Linked DNA regions of Homo sapiens: region 1 is linked to region 2. A link is a loop called in an ENCODE intact Hi-C map of the cell type or tissue named here. Cell type or tissue: OCI-LY7. All regions are shown on one strand.

What was found. A loop is a pair of places that touch in the nucleus more often than their neighbours do. Peaks named below come from ENCODE experiments on the same cell type or tissue, not always from the same donor. Only the 100,000 strongest peaks of a DNase experiment are listed, where the experiment ranks them.
Region 1: a loop joins it to region 2, with 2.7 times the contacts of the local background. A loop is called at or near these places in 3 of 110 quality-filtered maps.

What each region holds. Positions count from the first base shown.
Region 1 is chr10:6,159,000-6,166,999 of GRCh38, forward strand. It overlaps a transcript of PFKFB3 not described here. Among named protein-coding and RNA genes, the nearest start is that of MIR3155B, 11 kb to the left of the region's middle. RefSeq lists a silencer at 4,424-4,903 and enhancers at 5,314-5,423, 7,143-7,642. In OCI-LY7, no CTCF peak of the experiment used is centred here; a DNase peak (open chromatin) is centred at 4,782; H3K4me3 peaks cover 2,852 bases; H3K27ac peaks cover 2,133 bases.
Region 2 is chr10:6,009,617-6,017,616 of GRCh38, forward strand. IL2RA (interleukin 2 receptor subunit alpha) reads right to left here. Exons shown (of 8, transcript NM_000417.3): 8 at 1,073-3,280. The coding sequence ends at 3,256. It overlaps LOC124902368 (a long non-coding RNA gene), which reads left to right and starts at 5,842. Exons shown (of 3, transcript XR_007062042.1): 1 at 5,842-5,915; 2 at 6,648-6,716. It overlaps LOC124902573 (small nucleolar RNA SNORA14), which reads right to left and starts at 7,578; the gene lies at 7,438-7,578. In OCI-LY7, a CTCF peak has its summit at 4,728 (motif pointing right); DNase peaks (open chromatin) are centred at 4,735 and 5,015; H3K4me3 peaks cover 625 bases; H3K27ac peaks cover 1,138 bases.

The sequences.
Region 1 (8,000 bases), 150 kb after region 2:
AGGAGGATAAATTATTCTTAGTATATTCACACAAGGCAATATTATAAATAAGCTACACTCAAATAGACAGCAACTCTCAATATTGTTGATGACTATTAAAAAATCCCAAAACAGGCCAGGCGCTGTGGCTCTCACTTGTAATCCCAGCACTTTGAGAGACGGAGGTAGGCAGATCCCTTGAGGTCAGGAGTTCGAGATCAGCCTGCCCAACATGGTGAAACCCTGTTTCTACTAGAAATACAAAAATTAGCCAGGCGTGGCGGTGGGCACCTGTAATCCCAGCTACTTGGGAGGCTGAGAAGGGAGAATCGCTTGAACAAGGGAGGTGGAGGTTGCAGTGAGAGGAGATCGCGCCACTGCACTCCAACCTGGGTAACAGAGCGAGACTCTGTCTTAATTAAAAAAAACAAAAAAAAGCACCAGGCATGGTGGCTCACACCTGTAATCCCAGCACTTTGGGAGGCTGAGGCGGGGGGATCACCTGAGATGGGGAGTTTGAGACCAGCTGTCAAGAAACCCGTCTCTACTAAAAATACAAAAAAATTAGCTGGGTGTGGTGGTGCATGCCTGTAATCCCAGTTACCCGGGAGGCTGAGACAGGAGAATCGCTTGAACCCGGGAGGAGGAGGTTGCGGTGAGCCGAGATTACACCATTGCACTCCAGCCTGGGCAACAAGAGTGAAACTCCGTCTGAGGAAAAAAAAAAAAAACAAAACACCAAAAAACCAAAAACCAAAAACATCAAAATCATTACATATGGTAAGGTACTTTTTATTTATTTACTTATTGAAACAGGGTCTCGGATTGTCACCTAGGCTGGAGTGCAGTGACTCACTGCAGCTTTGACCTGCCAGGCTCAAGCAATCCCCCCACCTCAGCCTCCCCAGTTGCTATGACTTTAGGTGTGTGCCACCATGCCTGGCTATTGTTTTTTTTTTTAATAGAGACGAGGTCTTGCCATCTTGCCCAGGCTGGTCTTGAACTCCTAGACTCAAGCAATCCTCCCGCCTGAGCCTCTCAAAGTGCTGAGATTACAGGCATGAGCTACCATGCCCGGCCTACGATACTTTTTAAAATAAAATTAAAACAACTAAAACTAAACAATGCTTTTTAGGAATATATACATAATAAAACTATGTATTTTTACAAGATTCAGGATAATGGTTACTTCCATTTGAAGGGAGGCAGAAGCAGAGGATGGGGGAATATACAAATACATGTCACTTAATGTCAATAATTGAGATGTCAATTGGCTGATGGGGTCATAGTTGTCTGTTATATTAAACAAACAAATACAAAAGAGGGCCATTCAGGGATCAGTGATGAGAGCCTGAGATGAGGCGAGGACTGTGATTGCTCCCACCCTCTCTACCTGAGGTCCAGAAAGCAAGAAAGAATGAAGAGTTCCCTTTTGACCTGTTACAAGATCAGCAGTTTCCTGGGTGCGGTGGCTCACGCCTGTAATCCCAGCACTTTGGGAGGCTGAGGCAGGCAGATGACCTGAAGTCAGGAGTTCGAGACCAGCCTGGCAAACACAGTGAAACACTGTATACTAAAAATACAAAAAAATTAGCTGGGCATGGTGGCACGCACCTGTAATCCCAGCTACTCAGGAGGCTGAGGCAGGAGAATTGCTTGAACCCGGGAGGTGGAGGCTGCAGTGAGCTGAGATCTCGCCATTGCATTCCAGCCTGGGCGACAAGAGCAAGACTCTGTCTCAAAAAAAAAAAAAAAAAAAAAGAGGATGAAGCAAATATGGTAAATATGGTAAAATGTTAATAACTAGTGAAGATATATGGAGATTCTTTGTACTACTTAAAAATTTTCTAAATTTGAAATTACGTCAAAATGAGAAGTTAAAAGAGAAATGACAGGTCACTTCTCCAGTCATCTCCCAACCTTGATGCATTTGGCCTTTTTTTAAATTTTTTTAATTTATTTTTTTATTTTTTTGAGATAGAGTTTCACTCTTGAAGCCCAGGCTGGAGTGGAATGGTGTGATCTTGGCTCACTGCAACCTCCGCTTCTCGGGTTCAAGCAATTCTCCTGCCTCAGACTCCCGAGTAGCTGGGACTACAGGTGCCTGCCACCATGCCCAGCTACTTTTTGTATTTTTAGTAGAGACGGGGTTTCACCATGTTGGGCAGGCTGGTCTTGAACTCCTGACCTCAGATGGTTCACCTGCCTTGTCCTCCCAAAGTGCTGGAATTACAGGTGTGAGCCACGGCGCCTGACCTCATTTGGCCTCTTCTTTCTGTTGCTCAAACACTCAAGACTTACGACTCAGGGCCTCTGCAAGTTCCCCCTGCCTGGAGCAGTGATAGGGTGACTCTTTACCAGCAATATGAGGATCCCATTTGTTTGGATCATTTGTAAAGGTAACTTTTCCCATTTGTAACTAAAAAGTTATCTGTGGAGGGATCCTTTGCAGTCACTCACAAAGTGTGAATAAAATATCCTGTTCCCAATAATCTTTATAAAAAATTTAAAAAATTATTTTATTTCATTTTGTCATGTCCTTGAGTCATAGATATATACACACATATGTATATATATACACACATATGTATATATATACACACACACATATATATATACACACACACATATATATACACACACACACATATATATATATAGAGAGAGAGAGAGAGAGAGAATCTCACTTTGTCACCCAGGCTGGAGTGCAGTGGTGCCATCAGGACTTGCTGTTGTCTAGAATTCCTGGGCTCAAGCGATCCTCCCACCTCAGCCTCCCGAGTGGGTGGGATTACAGGAGGGTGCCACCATGCCTGGCTAATTTTTTAATTTTTAATTTTGTAGAAACAGGGTTTCACTATGTTGCCCAGGGTGGCCTTTAATTTCTAATGTAAACATTTTTAATTGTGGTAAATACACTTATAATTTACCATCTTCAACATTTTTAAGTATACAGCTCAGTGGTGTTAAATATATTCAGTGTTGTACAACCATCACCACCAACCATCTCTAGAACTTTTTCATCCTGCAAGACTGAAACTCTGCACCCATTAAACAATAACTCTCATTCTTCACAATCCCCAGCTCCTGGCAGCCACCATTCTTTCTGTCTCTGAATCTGACTATTCTAGGGAACTCATGTGAGTGGAATCTTACAACATTTGTCTGTTTGTGCCTGGCCTATTTCACTTAGCATCAAGTGCTCACGGCTCATCCACGTTGTAGCATGGGTCAGAATTTCCATCTTTTTGGAGGCGGAGTAATGTTCTGTGTGTTTAGTCACATTTTGTGTATCCATTCATCTGTTGTTGGACACATGGATTACTCTACCTTCTGGCTGTTGTCAATAATGCTGCTGCGAACATGGGTCTACAAACATCTCTTTGAAACCTTGCTTTCAATTCTTTGGGGTGTGTATATACAAGGAATAATCTTTTATTTCATAGCTTTAGCATCTATTGATGATTCTTGAGTGAAACACTTATCAGAGTGTCCGTAAAATGGCTATTTACCATTTTTGTCATTCTTTCCACATTTATTAGTTGGCATTCTTTTGTAAAGAAGCTCTTTCCTGCCCATCCTCCCTTTTACTAGCTTTAATTTCATCATCATTATTAATAGTAGTAATAGTACCAATGTGGACTCCGGGATTTTTAAAATTATGACTGCATGTGTTAGAATCCATTCCTGACATACTCAATTGATGCTCAAGCCACTCCCAGTTTGGGTGAGAACCCTTTCAGGCTGGCTGCTGTGTCCTTGACACGCCCCCTTCAGCTTTTGAGCTCTGTCTTAACTCCTGTTCCAGGCTCCTTGTGTCCTTCCCAGTCTCGGCCTTGGGAGCAGCCACTCCTCCAAGGATCCCTGGGTACTTTCAGTGGAGGATGGTCCTTAGAAGGCTGGATCTGGGCTTTTGTGTGCCTCTTCTTGCTACCGGAGTGTCCGTGTTTCCAGGGCGTTTTTCATGGATGGAGCTGGGAAACATTTTAAAATTGTAAATTCAAACGGATCAGTTATTCCAGTCCAGCAGCACAGAGTTCTTCCTCTCCTTCCCCCGTCCCATAATTGTATCTTTCATTTGCTTTCTGTGTTTTCCCCAGGAATGTTGTCTTCATCTTGAATCTCCTTTGCTACTGGCTGTACTCATTAGCAACATAAAATTCCTCGTGATAACCTCTGACCCCTATCCCATGTGTGATGACACCGAGTTGAGGGAGATCAGACATTCAATGCAGAGGTGGGGGCCAAGACCAAGCCTCCTGGGGCTTAAGAAAATATCTCCAGAGACGGGAAGTCTGGAAGGGAACTCCATCACGAATATTTTATGTTCCCTCCCTCTATTGTTCTCAATCACTGCACAAGTGTATATTACTTTTTTTAATAACAAAAAGGAACTTTTAAGGTAACCCCCCACAACCCTATATAGACTGGATGTCAACTCTTTAGTCCTAGATACACCTGGAGCCTGGCGTCGTGGGGACAGAGGCAGGTCCCTGTGCTGAGGGCGGTAAGACAGGGCGGGTAGGTGGGGACCCAGCTGGGAGGTAGGGGGGCCAGACGGGACATCAGCTCCCGGGAGCCCCGCTCTGGGCACGGTGCGCGCCTCCACCCTCCATTGCACCCCGCGCCTGCTTCCTCCCAGGTGCACCTCGGGCGCCTAAGCCAGCTGGGTCCCGGGCCCCGGGAGCAGCTGCGGGCCCGACGGGGGCGTGGCGGGACCGGCGGGGGCGGGGCCTGGGGGTGGTCCGCGCGGATTGGCTGCTGCCTGCGGCGCACGAGCCGGTCAGCGCGCACCCCGCCCTTCCCGGGCCGTGCGGCACGCCGCGTTCACGTGCTGTCGCGCGCCCTCCCGGCGTGCGCCGCGCGGCCCCAGCCTGCTCTGCGGCGACTGTCCGGCTCGTGAGCTCCGCGTGGATCCGGCGCTGGGCCCCCTACGCTCTGGGGACCTGGGGTTGTGTTTCCGGCAAAGGATGTTTTCCGAGAAGGCCTGGGAGCGGCTGTAAATAATACCCGAGAGGAAATAGGCCCGGCAGGTGTTTTTGCGCGTCCCGGCGTTGGGTGTGGCTGCGGCGGGCGTGCAGGCCGCAGATGAGGAAACAGACTAGGAGGGATTTAGGCATCTGGACTCTGCGGGGCGGCCCGGGCGCGCAGCCCGTTTCCCTGTGGGTTGAGGGCGCGGGAGAAGTGGGCGGCCCACCCCACCCCGCGCGTGGATGCGGGGCTGGGGCAGGTCCGCGGTGGAGGCGCCGCCAGTGAGCACCCGGGGACCGCTCCTAGCCCCCAGTGTGGGACACAGACTCCCTGAGGACCTCGTATGCGTTGGGTCTGTGGCTCCATCCGAATCTTCATGAACAGGGCCTGCGGTGAATTTGGGGAGAGTGAGTGAGCGGGTGAAGGGTCAGGAAATAAGTCACAGGAGGCATGGTTGAAGAATTGGGGATGTTTAACCCAGACATGGCAGGACTGGGCACACTTGACCCCTGTCTGGAAGTATTTGAAAGACTTCTGAAGGGGGCCAGCCCCTCCACACCTGTGGGTGTTTCTCGTCAGGTGGGAGGAGATACTGAGAAAAGAAATAAGACACAAAGTATAAAGAACAGTGGGCCCAGGGGACTGGCACTCAGCATACGAAGGACCCGCACTGGTGGCCGTCTCTGAGTTCCCTCAGTATTGATCATTATTTTTACTATCTTGGCGAGGGGAGTGTAGCAGGGCAACAGGTGGGGAGAAGGTCAGCAGGGAAACATGTGAGCAAAGGAATCTGTATCATGAATAAGTTCAAGGAAAGGTACTGTGCCCTGATGTGCACATAGGCTAAGTTTATGTTTCCCTTTACTCAGACATCTCAGTGTAGCAAAGAGTAACAGAGCAGTATTGCTGCCAGCATATCGCCTACAGCCACAGGGCGGTTTTCTCCTATCTCAGAATAGAACGAATGGGATTGGTCTGCTTTACACCGAGACATTCCATTCCCAGGGATGAGCAGGAGACAGAAGGCTTCCTCTTATCTCAACTGCAAAGAGGCCCCCTCTCTTTCACTACTTCTCAGTACAGACCCTTTACGGGTGTCTGGCTGGGGCACGGTCAGGTCTTTCCCTTCCCAGGAGGCCATATCTCAGGCTGTCTCAGTGGGGGGAAACCTTGGACAATACCCAGGCTTTCTTGGGCAGAGGTCCCTGCAGCCTTCTGCAGTGCATGGTGTCCCTGGTTAATCGAGAATGGAGAATGGCGATGACTTTTACCAAGCATACTGCCTGCAAACATATTGTTAACAAGGCACATCCTGCACGGCCCTGAATCCATTAAACCTTGATTCAATACAGCACATGTTTCTGTGAGCATAGGGTTGGGGCTACAGTTACAGGTTAACAGCATCTCAAAGCAGAAACAATTTTTCTTAGTATAGATCAAAATGGAGTTTCTTGCGTCTTCCTTTTCTGCATAGACACAGTAACAATCTGATCTCTCTTTTCCCCACAACTTCCTTATGAGGAAGAGGCTAGACTTTCCTTCTCCCTGGGGGCACAAAACAGATTTTCCCAGGTGGAGAATTTCAGGTCAGTTACACAGAGCCGGCAGGGATGAACATGTCTGGCGTTCTTTGCAGGAGCCAGATGTTTACCTATGTTAGTGGGAGAATAGTGGAGCTCAGATGCAAGTTCTCATCTGCCAGACTCCAAAGCCCTTGCCTTTTCTCGATGCGTCTATTTTTTTGTAAATGTTTTAGTTCAGAGGTACATGTGCAGGTTTGTTATATAAGTAAACTCGTTTGTTGTAGATTATTTCATCACCTAGGTATAAGCCTAGTACCCAGTATTTTATTTTCTTTTTTCTTTGTCTTTGTTTTTTTTTTTGAGACAGAACCTCACTCTGTCGCCCAGACTGAAGTGCAGTGGTGCTATCTCCGCTCACTGCAACCTCTGCCTCCCGGGTTCAAGCGATTCTCTTCCCTCAGCCTCGTGAGTAGCTGGGATTACAGGCGTGGATCACCAGGCTCAACTTTTTTTTTTTTTTTTTTTGAGACGAAGTCTCACTCTGTCATCCAGGCTGGAGTGCAGTGGCACGATCCCGGCTCACTGCAACTTCCGCCTCCTGGGTTCAAGCGATTCTCCTGCTTCAGCCTCCCCAGTAGCTGGGATTACAGGTGCCCCGCCACCACGCCCAGCTAATTTTTGTGATTTTTAGTAGAGATAGGCTTTCTCCATGTTGGCCAGGCTGGCCTCGAACACCTGAGCTCAGGTGATCCGCCCGCCTCGGTCTCCCAGAGTGCTGGGATTAAGGTGTGAGCTACCGTGGTAGAGATGGGGTTTCGTCATTTTGGCCAGGTTGGTCTCAAACTACTGACCTCAAGTGATCCACCCGCCTTAGGCTCCCAAAGTGCTGGGATTACAGACATGAGCCACCGCCCGGCTTAGTATTTTTTTTTTTCTGAGCCTCTTCCTCCTTCCACTCAATGCATCTATTTTAGTGGAATGGGTTCCTTTGTGAACAATGATGTTGCAGTTATTCATGAAGTAATAAAGTGTTTGTGTATTGATTGATTTCTTTGGACTGGAGGGTTTGCCCAGCCCTGTTGAGCTTTGTCATTGTCTACCTCAGGGGAAGAGGGAGATTGTCGCTGGTCAGAGGAGAATGCCAGGGCTTCTCTCAGACGGAGGCAGCCTCCCATCTCACCGCAAGTCGGATCTTGAGTAGCACCTGTTTCGGCCCATTGCCCCTTTAACAAGGGGCCCAGGTGCCCTTGGACTTGCTAGAAGAATAATCATGACTTTGAGTTTAACAAATGTGGTCACAGTATTCCACTGCAGTCCACCTTTCCCACTTCTCCTAGCCCTTCTTCTTCTTTTTTTTTTTTTTTTTTTTTATTTGAGACAGAGTTTGGCTCTTGTTGCCTAGGCTAGAGTGCAATGGTGCGATCTCAGCTCACCGAAACCTCTGCCTCCCAGTTTAAAGCAATTCTCCTGTCTCAGCCTCCCGAGTAGCTGGGATTACAGGCATGCACCACCATGCCCTGCTAATTT
Region 2 (8,000 bases):
CTGGAGTGCAGTGGCACCATCTTGGCTCACTGCAACCTCTGCCTCCCAGGTTCAAGGGATTCTCGTGCCTCAGCCTCCCACGCAGCTGGGATTATAGATGCGCGCCACTATGACCAGCTAATTTTTTGTATTTTTAGTAGAGACAGTGGAGATGAGGTTTCACCATGTTGGCCAGGCTGGTCTCCAACTCCTGGCCTCAAATGATCTGCCCACCTTGGCATCCCAAAGTGCTGGGATTACAGGCATGAGCCACCATGCCCGGCCTTTATCCATCCCTTTGTTGTTGGGTATTTGGGTGTTTCTACCTCTTGGTGAGTATGAATAATGCTGTTATAAAGAGTCGTGTACAAGTTTGTATTTAGACACGTTTTTGTCTTTCTTGGGTGTGTACCTAGGAATACAATTGCTGGGTTATAGGACAAATTTATGTTTAGCTTTTTGAGGAACTGCCAAAACAGACTCTGTTTTGCACAGTGGCTGCACATTTTGACATTCCTACCAGCCATCTGTGAGCATTCCTATTCTTTTTCTTAAAGTCATCTTAATGGGTATGAAGTAGTATCTCATTGTGGTTTTGATTCGCATTTCTGAAATGACCAGTGATGTTGATGTGCTTGTTGGCCATTTCACAGGATCTTTGCATGTTATTTAAAACTATTAAAAACTATAGAGGATACCAGGCTGGGTGCCGTGGCTCACGCCTGTAATCCCACCACTTTGGGAGGCTGAGTTGGGTGGATCACTTGAGGTGAGGAGTTCGAGACCAGCCTGGCCAACATGGTGAAACCCCGTCTCTGCTAAAAATACAAAAATTAGCTGGACTTGGTGGTGGGTGCCTGTAGTCCCAGCTACTTGGGAGGCTGAGGCAAGAGAATCACTTGAACCCAGCAGGCAGAAGCTGCAGTGAGCCGAGATTGTGCACTGCACTCCAGCCTGGGCAACGGAGCAACACTCCATCTCAAAAAAAAAAAAAACAAAAAAACAAAAAAAAAGCACCAAAAAACTATAAAGGTTTTTGGTTATGTAGATTATAGCTAGCAATATTTATCATATTTATAATAAAAACCAAGACTTTTTAAAAAATATCATTTATTCTTTTATAAACAATAGCAATAAATTTATTATATGTTAACAGCAGAGTGATGACATCATCACGTATCACATAGCTTCTGGAAAATTCCACCATACACTTTTGAGAGAAGGACAGATAAATGGTCGATAACATCTTAGTATTATCATGGAAAAGTTTTGATCTTATAGACCCCTCAACACCCAAAAGTCGTAATCAGTTCTACTCAAGTAAGATTTAAATATATATCTATATTTTCTGGTCTGAGATTCTTTTCAACTTTACTCAGAAAACATATACCTGAAGGGGGAGGGGGAGAGTGCACAGATGAGTCTGTTTGTATGTGGTTGGTCACAGAAATGACAGAAAATAGTTATTTAATCTGAATCTGGACCCTGCTGAAAACTGCCGTGATTTCTCATAACACTCTCCTGCCCCTTCAGAAGTGAAAACTGGCTGATAGTTTCCCAAATGAATAATTTTCGTTAATGTTAATCGTGTGATGTTGTTGAGCTAGAATGTTGACTCAACTGATTCGTGAGGGGAGATCTTGCACCAGATATGGAACCAGGACTTCCACCGAAATCTTAGCTCTGGAAGTTGATTTTTTTCGTGGGAGTTGAGAGTGGGTGGGCGTGCAGAGCAATAACACAATGGTTCTCAAAGTGTGTTCCTGGAATAGTAGCAGCAGCAACAGCACCTGGGAATTGTTAGACACACAAAACATTTGGCTCTATTCCAGACCAACAACTCAGAGACTCTGAAGATGGGCCCAGCGAACTCTTTTAACAAGGCCTCCCGGTGATTCTAATATGCTGAACTTTTTGATAATGTTCAAGGACTGCTGGTATGCTCATCTTGTCTTTTTTTCCTTAAAGACAGGATCTTGCTCTGTTGCCCAGGCTGGAGTGCAGTGGTGCCATCATGACTGACTGCAGCCTCGAACTCCTGGGCTCAAGCAATCCTCCTGCCTCAGCCTCCTGAGTGGCTAGGACTACAGGCGTATGCCACCACATCCAGCCAATTTCTAATTTTTTGTAGGGATGTGTCTTGCTATGCTGCCCAGGCTGGTCTCAAACTCCTGGCCTCAAGAGATGCTCCCGCCTTGGTCTCCTAGGGAGCTGGGGTTATAGGCCTGAGCCACCGTGCCAGGCCTGATGCGCTCTTTTCCGTGGTTACGTTCTACCAGTGTGACCTCCATCCCTTCTCCCTCTTCACTTCCTTCTTTCTTTCCTTCCTTGCATAAACATTGAATGTACGGATCCCTTTTTGGTGTTTTTAGACACTTCTCAGGAAACGTACGCATTGATTTGCACCTTGTGTGTCCACCTGTAAACATCAAATTAGTGCAGGCCAAATTCAGGGTATCATTCATAGCAATCCCAAAGAAACTAACTCTTAAAGAGGCCAATTAGTAACGCACAGGTAAAACTTTGCTAAGTATGATTCTCTGCCTGGGACCTCATTCATCCTTCTGTTCCTGACATTGCCTCATGGGTTTGGCTGCCCCGTTTTGAAGTTACCCAAAGATTATTCTGCCATGGCCTCTGTTTTTTAGAAATTCAAGACTGAAGGCTCAGTAGAAGGGGGTTAGCTTAGAGGATTGAGCCAAGGGTAAAATGATTTCTGGGTAGCAGCCCAGAGTTCTTGAAGGATGTTTATTAGGCAACGTGAACGGGAGAATCAGCAGTCAGAAGCGGCTGAGAAAGGAACCACGCAGACAATGTCCAGTTGTATAGGGTAGAGTGTGTGTGTTGTGTATTTACGTTAGTGCTGGGGCTTTCCTTGGGACTCCTGAACTGGGAAGTTGGAATGAGATGAATGTAAACCTACTTTTCTTTATACTACATATAGGGTGGAGAGAGTTCCATACCATTCATGCTTTAATGAACACATATACATGAAAATAAGATGGAGAGTTCTAGTGGTTTTGCCCTTCCTCTTCAACGGCGAAATTGCTATTTAGAAGTGGGTAGCGCTCGCTCTCTGATGGGACTGAGCTGGCATAGAGACAAGGTTGCCACTGCCCCGTGTCCTGTGATGTGACTTCAGAGCTTCCAAAACGCAGGCAAGCACAACGGATGTCTCCTGGGCGACCATTTAGCACCTTTGATTTCACTTGGGCTTCATGACTTCTGTTGTCTGTTCCCGGCTTCTTACCAAGAAATTCTTGTTCTTTTGGTTTTCTAGATTGTTCTTCTACTCTTCCTCCTGTAGTGGTGTAACAAAGTCACGGTCATATGTGTAACACGGCACCAAAAAAATGTGGTCCTCACTCTAAACCAGTGCACACGCCACCATGCCTGGCTAATTTTTGTATTTTTAGTAGAGATGGGGTTTTGCTATGTTGGCCAGGCTGGTCTCGAACTCCTGACCTTGTGATCTGCCTGCCTCGGCCTTCCAAAGTGCTGGGATTACAGGTGTGAGCCACTGTGCCTGGCCTAAGTTTTTATATGGCAGACAATAGCTGTGGAACAGGAATAATAAACAGCAACTAACTGTGCTAAATGATGTGCATGCAGTAAAGCACTTGGTTTCTAGCCAGCACTGTGCTATAGAACTTTCTGAGATGATGGAAATCTTTTGCAGTTGTGCTGTCCGATAACACAGACACCTGTGGCTAGGGAACGCTTGAAATGTGGCTAGTGCAACCGAGGAACTGAATTTTTAATTGTATTTAATTTATTTGAGTTTAAATACACTTAAGTATCCACAGGTGGCTAGTGGCTACTGTATTGGACAATACGGTCTTAGCCTTTTCCCAGTTCTTATTTGGCTCATGGGAATTTCTAATTACTCCCTACTTTGCACAGAGTTCCCATAGCACAAGACTCCAAGCAGAGGTGTGCTGGTGATGTTTAACAAGCAGCTCTCTGATGACGGTTGCCTGTCTTCCCTGGTGTCAATCCTCCCTCCACACACAGCTTCCAGCTGGCAATGTGACATCACTGATCACGCGGTTGGGAAGAGATGCGCGGTAGCCACCGTCAAACGGTATTTCCACCATGCGGACACAATAGATGTAAACCACCCAGCGAACAAAGATAACAGTAAAAGGTAGCAAATAATTAGGAAGTGATCAGTTGTAAGTAATTCTTGCCTTTGTTTTTAATATAATTTATTAAATTGTAAATTTAAATATTTTAATTTTTTTTTTTTTTTTTGAGACAGCGTCTCAATCTGTCACCCAGGCTGCAGTGCAGTGGCATGGTCACAGCTCACTGCAATCTTGAACTGCTGGACTCAAGGGATTCTCCCACCTCGCCCTTACCAGTAGCTGGGACTACAGGTATGTGCCACCTCGCCTAGCTAAGTTTAAAATGTTTTTGTAGAGACAAGGTCTCACTTTGTTGCCCAGGCTGGTCTCAAGCGAGCCTCTCACCTTAGTCTCCCGAAGTGCAGGAATTACAGGCAGGAGCTACTGCTCCCAGCCTAAATACTTTAATTTTCCATAATGGCTATGCTTAAAAACCAGTTTGCAGAAGTCCCGAAAATTTAACCGCTGGCTCTCACAAGCCACTGTGAGCCTTCTGTAGCACATCACGGGCTCCTGGTCATTGCCCGAAACAAACAAAAAATATTTCCCCAACCAAAACTCTCTGGCTGGGCTACAGTGATCTTTCGGTAATTCAAATGCAGCATTTCTGTTGCCACAAGAGGGCACCATGGGTTGATATCAGATTCTAGGAAGGCTTTTGGACAAACTGACTAGAGGGGTCATTTCTAGATGTATGTTTGAGTCTCCCCAAAGATTGTAGTTCTGGGAGACCTTGTGGGAACTCACATAGGTTCACACAGTTATTTGTTTCACAACATAAACACTGAACCATTCCTACTTCCAAATAGCTTTGTCCTCTGGGCCCGAAGGCTTTTGATCTTCAAACTAACAAATGAAAAAAATCCTTGCAAGGTGTTAAGGCTTGTCAGGTGTTCAGCCTGAGGAAGGAGAGGATGCAAGTACTGAGTACACGTACAACATGTCAGCCACGTCACATCCTTCCCCTCCTGGAAGCCTAAAATGACACCTTAGGAGTCAGCTAACCCCTTAGAGAAACTGGTAGACTGCCGGGTATATGAATCATTCCTGCTACAATAACCCTAGGGGGCTTATCATTTGCACTGCAGTAATTTATACTTTTTAATTCCCATGAGGAAAATTAGGAGTATGTTATGGACCTGATGACCCATATAAGAAGGGAAGAGATATTTTATTTTTCTCTCTGGCTGGGCTAAGGGCTTTGGTTTTGGGGGAGTGGATCTGTATTTTCTCAGGGTCTTACTGTGGAGTTTGTATCAGGGTTGGCCAGAGTGGATGCTGGCAGGGGTCAGGGAGGCCCTGGATAATCAAGAGAGAGACAGAGGGAGTTTCTAGAGTTTACTTTTTCTTTTTCTTTCTTTTCTTTTTTCTTTCTTTCTTTTTTTTTTTAAACAGAGTCTTGCTGTGTCACCCAGGGTGGAGTGCAGTGGTACGATCTCAGCTCACTGCAGCCTCTGCCTCCTGGGTTCAAGCGATTCTCCTGCATCAGCCTCCCGAGTAGCTAAGATTATAGGTGCGCACCATGACAGCCAGCTAATTTTTGTATTTTTAGAAGAGACAGGGTTTCTCCATGTTGGCCAGGCTGGTCTCAAACTCCTGACCTCAAGTAATCCGCCTGCCTCGGCCTCCCAAAGTGCTGGGATTACAAGCGTGAGTCTGGCCAGCTTCCCTGATTCTTAATGCTGTTAGCCTAGTGCGGTGATCCTCAGAGTCTGCTCCCTGGAACGGCAGCGTCAGTATCACCTGGGAACCTGATAGAAATACAGATTCCTGGACCTAAGCAAGACGACTGCGTCAGAAACTCCACAGGTGGGACCCAGCAATCTGTGCTTTAACAAGGCCTCCAGATGATTCTTTCAACAAATGTTTTTAAGTTGACACATAATAGTTATATATATTTATGAGGTATGTAGGGATGCTTTGATACCTACAAGGTACAGTGATCAGATCATGGTATTTAGCATATCCATCATCTCAAACATTTATCGTTTCTTTATGTTCCTACAGATGATTCTGGTGCTAGTTCAAGTTTGAAAACCAATGGCCGGGTGTAGGGTTGTCAAACCTGGATGCATATGTATTAGATACATCTGAGGGGCTTTAAAACGTACGACTATCCCAGACATAAAAGGCCACGTGATTCCATTTACACGAAATGTCCAGAATAGGCAAATCCATAGAGACGGAACATAGAGTGGTGGTTTCCCGGGGCTGGGGAGAATGGGGAACTTGGCAGTGTGGGGCTTCTCTTGGGAATGATGGAAGTATTCTGGAATCAGTGGGGATGGCTGTACAACATTGCAAACATACTAAATACCACTTACTGTGGTTTGAATACATCCCCCAGAGCTCAGGTGTTGGAAACTTAATCCCTAATCCAGCAATGTTGACAGGTGAGATCTTGAAGAGGTGATCAGGTCGCGAGGGCTCTGCCTCATGAATGGATTAATGTTGTTATTGCAGGAGTGGGTTTGTGATAAAAGCTGAGTTCAGCCCCTCCTGCTGTCTCTCACTCTCTTGCCCTTCTGCCTTCTGCCACAGGATGACGTAGCACAAACGCCCTTGATACATGGGGGCCCCTCGACCTCAGACTTCCCAGCCTCCAGAATGGTAAGAAATCTCTGTTCTTTATAAGTTATAAATCTCTGTTCTTTATAAATCTCTGTTCTTTATAAGTTACCCAGTCTCAGGCATTCTGTTACAGTAGCACAAAATGGGCTAAGACACCACTGAACTGTACATTTTATGATGGTTAAATGATGAATTTTATCTCAATTAAAAATACGTACTGATGTCTTGGGCTCACCCCAGACATTCTGACTGGAGCCCAATCATTGATATCTTTTACCTTTTTCTTTTTTTTTTTTGAGACAGAGTTTCACTCTTGTTGCCCAGGCTGGAGTGTAGTGGCGCGATCTTGGCTCACTGCAACCTCCGCCTCCTGGGTTCAAGTGATTCTCCTGTCTCAGCCTCGCAAGTAGCTGGGATTACAGGCACCCACCACCACGCCTGGCTTATTTTTGTATTTTTTAGTAGAAACAGGGTTTCAGCATGTTGTCCAGCCTGGTCCTGAACTCCTGACCTCAGGTAACCACCTGCCTCAGCCTCCCAAAGTGCTGGGATTACAGGCATGAGCCACAACTCCTGGGCTATCTTTTAACTTTTTAAATTATTATGCTGTTTTGGCTGAACAACCTACATAAGCTACAAAAATATTTCCTATTGCAACAAATTTGTTCTTCTATTGTTGCAAATGAAGATTCCCCCCAAATTCAAAGTGGGTCACAATGGTTTTGGTGACAGGATTTCCCTCTTGTAAACCTCTCTTAAAAGATGTCACAGCTATGAATAACACTGAGCCACAGGAGAAGCACAGCCCTTTGGACTGCCTTCCTTTTCCTGTGGAATTTACTCATATCTTGCCACTCACTGGTATTTTAGAAGACTGTCTCCTGGATGTTCTAAGATGCATGCAGGGTTGAAAATCTGAGTTAATGCAAAAAGACCACACATGGTTTACATTCCTGGTCAAGGGGATGCCGGTGTGAGCTTCTGTGGACGGGAGGGTGGGGAGCACAGGATAGGCAAAGCTCAGCATAGATGCTGCCCTGGGTCCTCTATAGGTAGGGGCTGGGTGGGAAAATCATGGGCTCTAGATTCATGTTGCAGTGCTGGCCTCTGCTGTGCCATCTTCTCCAAGCTGTTGCATCTCTCTAGGCCACAGCTATTCCAAAGGTTTCTGAGAAGGTAGATTTCAATAATGTTTATAAAACAAGCATCAAGCCTGGTGTATAGTGGGTGCTCAATGAATGTGAGGCTCCTTTGCCTTCCCATTTCCCTGGTCGTTTAATTTTTTTTTTTTTTTTTTTTTGAGACAGAGTCTTGCTCTGTCAC